Linked DNA regions of Homo sapiens: regions 1 and 3 are each linked to region 2. A link is a loop called in an ENCODE intact Hi-C map of the cell type or tissue named here. Cell type or tissue: heart right ventricle. All regions are shown on one strand.

Region 1 (2,500 bases), 380 kb before region 2:
ACACGTCAATTTCTCCCCACTACCAGTCCCTCAGGAAGGGCTTAGCTTAGTCATAAAAATGAAACCCAAATTATTAGCAAAGCAAAATCTGCTTCTCTCTTTCCTAGAGAGAAGGAATCCTTCAGTTCTCAAAAACACATGGTAGATAGTTTAAAAAAAAATTGAGAAAGAATTTGAGTTGAACAATTCATATTATAATACAAAGTTAACTTCAGACCATTTAATAATCAAAATTGCAAACAAATTGGTTTGAATTGCAGCAAGACAGCTTTCTGGTTTTCAGGCTTGTGGCAACATGGAATTCCTTTCCTGGAGGTCTTTAGGGAATTGGCTGGATCTACCAAGTGGGCTGGCATAATTATGTCATCTTTGGGTGTGGAGATAGAGAAGTGGATCAAATAAATGGCGTTCACATGTCCCTGCTAGCCTTGCTTGAATACTGTTAGTGTGTAGTACCCACATCTAGGAGATGGCGGTGCAACGCTAAACATTCCAGCGAGGACAGACTCACAAGTGCTCGCATGTCTGGCGGGAGAGGCAGAGGTAGCTGGAACCAGGAACAAAGGACTGAGTCTGGGGTTGGGTTAACTACTGCTTATTTTATTTTATTTATTTGTTTTGGTACAGAGTCTCATTCTATTGCCCAGGCTGGAGCGCAGTGGTGTGATCTCAGCTCACTGCAGCCTCCGCCTCCCGGGTTCAAGTGATTCTCTTGCCTCAGCCTCCTGAATAGCTGGGACTACAGGCGCTCACCACCATGCCTGGCTAATCTTTGTATTTTTAGTAGAGACAGGGTTTCATCATGTTGGTCAGGCTGATCTCGAACTCCTGACCTTGTGATCCGCCCACCTCAGCCTCCCAAAATGCTGGGATTACAGGCGTGAGCCACTGTGCCGGGCCCTACTGCTTATTTTATCCCCAATCCAACCCCAATAAGTTTTGCGATTGCTAGAGACCCCGAAATTGCCAGAGTAGTTGAGGAGTACTCTAACATTTTCTCTGACTCTTAGTTAAACATTGGCAACTTTTCCGAGACTATAAATTTGACTGGGGCCCAGTCATTTCTCTCTTTGTAGTCTGTGAAAATTAACTGAGTCTGCAGGGGCTGCAATCACCGCCAAAAACCGCAAGTGTGGGCTGTTCCTCCACACTGACAAAAATAACAGCTAATTAGGCTGCAACACCCCAAGGAAAGTGAACTTACGCCACCAATCGCAGGATGGCATGCAAAACGTCGCCATGGCAACCGGCATTTACAGCTCTTCAATTTTAATATATCAAAGGCTAAGGGTAATTTCCCAGCGAGAATACAGGAGGGTGGATTTCTCCCCTCTTTATTCTTTCTGCCGGTCTTTTGCCAGTACTGTGAGTACGGAAGCTCTATTCCTGTGGCAACAGGTTTTAAAGGAAGAGAGCCTTGTGAAAGCATGAAACACCTGGCGTGGGACTCCTGGAAATGCTGGGTGCCTCGGGAGGCGCAGGGAGAAAGGCATGGCATTCTTCTTAGAGTCTAGGCTGGGTGAACAGAGCTGAGAGGAGGTGAAGTGTGAGCTGTGAACTTTTGCCCTCAATTGCAGGTGAACTTTCTGTTTGCATAAAAATGTTTTCTTTTCTCCCCTCTTTCCCCTCCTCTGCCCTTCCCTCCCCTCCCCTCTCCTCTCTCCTCTCCTCTCCCCTCTCCTCTCCCCTCTCCTCTCCTCTCCTCTCCTCTCCCCGCTCCTCCCCTCCACGCTCCTCCCCGCTCCTCCCCTCCACGTTCCTCCCCTCCCCTCTCCTCCCCGCTCCTCCCCTCCCCGCTCCTCCCCTCCCGTCCCCTCCCCTCCCCTCCCCTCTCCTCCCATCACCTCCCCTCCCCTCTCCTCCCATCCCCTCTCCTCCCATCCCCTCCCCTCCCCTTTCCTCCCATCCCCTCCCCTTCCCCTCCCCTCCCTTCCCCTCCCCTTTCCTCCCCTCCCTTCCCCTCCCCTTTCCTCCCCTCTCTTCCCCTCCCCTCCACTCCCCTCCCCTCCCCTTTTCTCTTGTTGGCCCTCCCTTTCTTCCTCCCTCCCTTCTTCCTTTTTTACCTCCCTCCCCCTTTGCTTTTCCCCCCCTTCCCTCCCTCCTTCCTTTTTTCCCTCCCTCCCTCCCTGCCTTCTGGTTTTGTTGAGTGCTTACTCTGCATCAGGCACCCAATAGGCATCGTCTCATGTATTCTTCATCACTACATTGTAAGATAAACACTATTCTTATTTTAGAGATGAGGACATTGGGATGACGAGTCCTAATCTCACAGTAAGTTGTAGAGCCTGGATTTAAGCCAAGTCAGACCTCACAACCCAGGACCCTTGTAGTTTGTGTCTCCTCTGTGTTACTAAAACTTACTCTGTAAAAATGGAGGTGGATATATTTATTAAAGTCACTGCCATCACCATCATGAGTTGGTCAGTGCTGCATAACAAACACCCACACAATCTTAGTGGCATGCAGTGAATAAGCATCTACTTTGCTGCAGGATAGGATG
Region 2 (2,500 bases):
TTGTGACATGCATCATTGATTGAATAACAATTTGGGGCAAAAGGGTGTGTGCTGAAACATTAAGGAAACATACACATCAATTGTAAAATTCATCCCAGATTTCAGAAAGGCTATTTACTAAATATTAAAAATGTGTATCTTTGGCCAGATGTGGTGGCTCACACCTGTAATCCCACCACTCTGGGAGGCCAAGGCGGGTGGATCACTTGAGGTCAGGAGTTCAAGACCAGCCTGGCCAACATAGTGAAACCCCATCTCTACTAAAAATACAAAAATTAGCCAGGCGTGATGGCACATGCCTAAAATCCCAGCTACTTGGGAGGCTGAGGCAGAATTGCTTGAACCCGGGAGGCGGAGGTTGCAGTGAGCCGAGATTGCGCCACTGCACTCCAGCCTGGGCGCAGACAGAGCAAGACTCTGTCTCAAAAATAAAATAAAATAAAATGGCTGTGAGCCTGGGCGACACAGTAAAAAATGTGCATCTTAAAATGAAGCATATTATCATTATTATCATTATTACAATTGCTGTATTCATTTTAGGTGGGAAAATGCATACAGAGAAGCTATGTGACTGACCGCAGGCCACACAGCCAGCAACACAATCTAGTCCCCACACAGCTCCAGAGGAAGGAGGGAGAGGAAGAGGCAGAGTTGACCAGGCAAATCTCCCTCATCCAATTCCTCCTCCTCCTACAAGAATCAACAGTAATAATAATAATGGAAGATGAGGGTGAGGGGAGGTGGAGGGGGGAGGAGGAAGAGGGGGGAGGAGGAAGAGGGGGAAGGGGAGGAGGGTGGAGGAGGAGGAGGGCAGAGGAAGAGGAAGAGGAGGAGGAAGCAGCAGCAGCAGCATGTTATGGTGCTTAATACAGGCCCAGACACTGTGCTAAATGAGGTGCATGTATTAACTCATTTATTTCTCCTGACAACCCTTTGAAGTGGGTTCATCATCATCCCCATTTTACAGATGAAGGAGCTGAGGCACAAAGACTTCAGTCACACAGCTGCTGGGTGGCAGAGCCAGGCTGCGAACTCCGGCACCTTGGCGCCAAGTCCCCGTGCTTCTCTACTGCATTGCACTTCATTCCACCAACTGAGACAAAGAGGGACGTTTTGGTGGAGAAGGAAGTGGCATATAAGTGTCATGCCATGCCTGGTCTCACCCACACGCCCAAGGAAGTTCCTCTGAACCCACAGAGCATGCCCTGGGCTCCCTCTGATGAAAGCAAGTTCATGCCTCTCTTCCACTCTCTCCTGCTGCCCCAGGCCAGCTGAGCAGGCCAAAGGAGGGCTGGGGCCAAATCTGCAGCCCCATCCTGGGGAAAGGCTCTGACGACAGTAGCCAGCTTCTCACTGCTGTCTGCAGGATCTCAGCAATTCCACGGGCATGGAGAACAGCAGCCCCTGGAGAGGGTAGGAGAAGATTGGGTGTCTGCCAGGCCTGCAGCTGTGGACACTTCCCCTATGGGCTGCGGGGACGGGGCAGGCCCAGCACCTGGAAGAGGGCGCCTCCCCTGTCTGGCTGGTCTTCAGTCCCATCAACGGGACTTAGCATCAAGTGACGTGGTGGTTATGCACACGGGCTTGTGGGGAGCTGTGCAACCTTGCGAGAGTTACTTCCCCTCTCTGTGCCTCACTTCCTCTGTCCATAAAACAGTGACTCTGACAATGCTGACAACACTAGGTGTTGGAAGCATTAAATATAAAACGCCTAACATGTAGTATGTGCTTAATAAATGGTAGCTGCTAATTACTATTATTTATCATCATCAACAGGACTATGCATCAACTACTAAGAACACAGGTGGACCTTAAGGTGCCATCAGTATGGGTGAGGAGCTGACAAGAACCCATGGAACAAGGCATGATTCCTTGTTCTAGAATATCTTTGGCCTTTGGATCTTAAAATGTCATCTTAAAGTGGGGTTCCATAGCTCTCACTTTTAAGACATCTCATCTGATCTTTCAGGCAATTTCTGAAGGAAACAAAAATATTTACTGAGCACCTATTGTGTGCCATTCACTGTTTCCACCACTGGGAATAACCTGATGGAGTTAATGAATCCAAGACCAGCTATGATGGTGATGGCAGTTACTAATAAAAGGTGAGAAGGACCGGGAGTGGTGGCTCACACCTGTAATCCAGCACTTTGGGAGGTGGAGGCAGGCAGATCACTTGAGGTCAGGAGTTCAAGACCAGCCTGGCCAACATGGTGAAACCCCACCTCTACTAAAAATACAAAAATTAGCCAGGCATGGTGGCAGGCGCCTGTAATCCCAGCTACTCAGGAGGCTGAGGCAGGAGAATCGCTTGAACCCAGGAGGCAGAGGTTGCAGTGAGCTGAGATTGCGCCACTGCACTCCAATCTGGGCAACAGAGCGAGACTCCGTCTCAAAACAAACAAACAAACAAACAAACAAAAAAAAAAAGGTGAGAAGGATTCTAGAGTTTATTGTTAGGTAGAAGTGGGAGGTACTGGGAGGAAAGGACTCTTTTCTG
Region 3 (2,500 bases), 170 kb before region 2:
CGATGAAGTTGTTATAAATGTATGCCCTGGAGTCACTCTTGAGGATCTGAAATCCAGCTCTACCACTTCCCAGCTGTGTGACCTAGGGAAAGTCGTTTACCCTCTCTGAGCCTTGCTTTCCTCCTACGTAAACTATCTATAATATCAAAACCTCGCAGGGCTAAAAAGATACGCTGACTTAACCAGTGCAAAGACACAGTTCAGAATAGTTAGCAGTTAATAAAAGGTAGCGGTTACCCACATCATTTCATGCGAACTCCTACAACGACTTTTCATACATTCATTCACAGATATTTACTGAGTGCCAAGTACATCTTAGGTGCTGGGGACATGTCTGTGAATAAGACAGACAGATGCCTGCTCCTATCGAGCTTATATTTTAATAGCATGAGACAGACAACCATCCTACCAACAACTCAATAAACAGATTCTATCACAATGTTGGGCATCTGTTATCTATTTTTATCTATTTTATTTTTATAATTTCAACTTTTATTTTAGATTCTGGGGATCCCTGTGCAGGTTAGTTGCATGTGTGTATTGTGTGATGCTGAAGTATGGAGTATGATTGACCACTTCACCCAGGTAGTGAGCGTAGTACCCAATGGTTAGTTTTCTAACCCTTGTCCCCCTCTAGAAGTTCTCGGTGTCTACTGTCACCACCTTTTTGCTTTTTGTTTTTCCAGACAAAGTCTCTGTCATCCAGGCTGGAGTGCAGTGGCGCGATCTCCAATCACTGCAACCTCTGCCTCCGGGGTTCAAGAGATTCTCCTGCCTCAGCCTCCTGAGTAGGTGGGATTACAGGGATGCACCACCACACCCAGCTAATTTTTGTATATTTAGTAGAGACGGGGTTTCACCATGTAGGCCAGGCTGTTCTCGAACTCCTGACCTCCTGTGATCCACCTGCCTCGGCCTCCCAAAGTGCTGGGATTACAGGGGTGAGCCCCCGGGTTCAACCTACTGTTTTCATCTTTATGTTCACGTGTACTCAATGTTTAGATCCTAATTCCAAGTGAGAACATGTGGTATGTAGTCTTCTGTTCCTGCGTCATTAATTTGCTTAGGATAATGGCCTCCAGCTGCATCCATGTTGCTGCAAAGGACCTGATTTTGTTCTTTTGTATTACCCACTGTTCCCAGATGTGGGAACTGAGGCTCACAGCGGTTATCTCAGCAGGTTTATGAGCCAGAGTTGTCCCACCCAGGAGAGTTTTGGAAGTGAGAGGAGCAACCAGCAAGAGAGGCCGGCTGCCTGGCTGACAGGTAAAAGCTTTGTTTCCTCCTCCTCCTGCCCCTCCTGCCATGATTGACAGAGTGAGACGCCTCCCTGCGAACATGAGGCATCTAGTTCGGGTAGACAGTTTGCTACTGGAGAAGTTCCTTATTCAAGGGGCTGAGCAGTAGTGGCACCTTTTCGTGTATGACCAGCCAGCCGTGCCCAGACTTCTGAAGTCTGGCTGGATTCAGACACCGAACTCCCTTTAGTCCTCAAAGGACCCATGAAACACCCAACACAAGGTGGTTCCAAGAGACCCGGTGGACCGCAGTTGTTCAGGCCACTAGATGGCTCTTTCTGTGAAATTTGCAGAGAGCAAGCCGGCAGCTGCACCTTGATACTGAAGCCGGGCTGCTTCCCTTTGGACAGTCAGGACGCATCTCCGAGAAGTTCTTCTTCATTGCCGCAGGTGGGTGGGTCACTACCTCTTCCTTTAAGGGGTATTCCCATTAAGGCTTTTCACTTCAGAGGAGTTTGACAAGGCGAGACTGGGATTTCCACACTGTCTACTAAATCAAAGTCATTGCCATCATGCAACTTTCTGCTAACTTTCCCAGCTTCAAGGGAAAAGTGGAGCTTCATGGAGCTCCACTTCATCATCTGTTGGCTTCACATCATCCCATCAGAGACAAGCTCCATATAACAGCATCTACTGTTTACCCAAGATTTTGCACGATTCTCTTGTTTCATCCTCCCATTTATCTTTGGTGGAGATATTATCCGATGAGATAGAAAAGTAAACTGTGGCACAGAAAGGGGGTTACATGACTCAGGCAAAGTCGCCCAGGAAGCAAGGGGCAAGGCTGGGATCCATCCTAGGTCTGATTCTGAAGCTTGTACTCTTCACTTTACAGCCTCATCTATGCACAGGGAAGATCCTCCTGAGCTCTGCAAGTGTCCAAACTTAGAATGGGCAACCAAGGCTGACTGTGAACATTTCCTTCCTGGTTGGGCTTTAGGAAGAGAAGCGAAATTTGCCTATTACCTCTACACACCTCCTGAGACCAGGAGAATCCTGGGTGACACCAGGCATTCAAGGATTTCATGATACAGTCTCTCCCTCCCTAATGCACCTTTCAGCGTTGCTACTGGGACAGCATTTCCTGTGCCTTTTTAAATTTAATCCTCTTCACAGCCCTCTCAAGAGGCAGCGCGGCTCTGTGATCAGGAGCATGAATGCTAAAGCCAGACTACCTGGGTTCTCAACTTAGCCGTGCCGTT

Evidence for each region. A loop is a pair of places that touch in the nucleus more often than their neighbours do. Peaks named below come from ENCODE experiments on the same cell type or tissue, not always from the same donor. Only the 100,000 strongest peaks of a DNase experiment are listed, where the experiment ranks them.
Region 1: it touches region 2 in a loop (4-fold over the local background); 3 of 110 quality-filtered maps call a loop at or near these places.
Region 3: a loop joins it to region 2, with 4 times the contacts of the local background. A loop is called at or near these places in 61 of 110 quality-filtered maps.

The regions. Positions count from the first base shown.
Region 1 is chr16:17,069,843-17,072,342 of GRCh38, forward strand. No RefSeq gene overlaps it. Among named protein-coding and RNA genes, the nearest start is that of XYLT1, 400 kb to the right of the region's middle. RefSeq lists an enhancer at 1,244-1,563. In heart right ventricle, no CTCF peak of the experiment used is centred here; a DNase peak (open chromatin) is centred at 1,257.
Region 2 is chr16:17,447,944-17,450,443 of GRCh38, forward strand. The region is part of intron 1 of XYLT1 (xylosyltransferase 1); the gene reads right to left. Among named protein-coding and RNA genes, the nearest start is that of XYLT1, 22 kb to the right of the region's middle. In heart right ventricle, no CTCF peak of the experiment used is centred here; DNase peaks (open chromatin) are centred at 1,214 and 1,337.
Region 3 is chr16:17,276,729-17,279,228 of GRCh38, forward strand. The region is part of intron 2 of XYLT1 (xylosyltransferase 1); the gene reads right to left. Among named protein-coding and RNA genes, the nearest start is that of XYLT1, 190 kb to the right of the region's middle. In heart right ventricle, a CTCF peak has its summit at 1,564 (motif pointing right); a DNase peak (open chromatin) is centred at 1,579; H3K27me3 peaks cover 816 bases.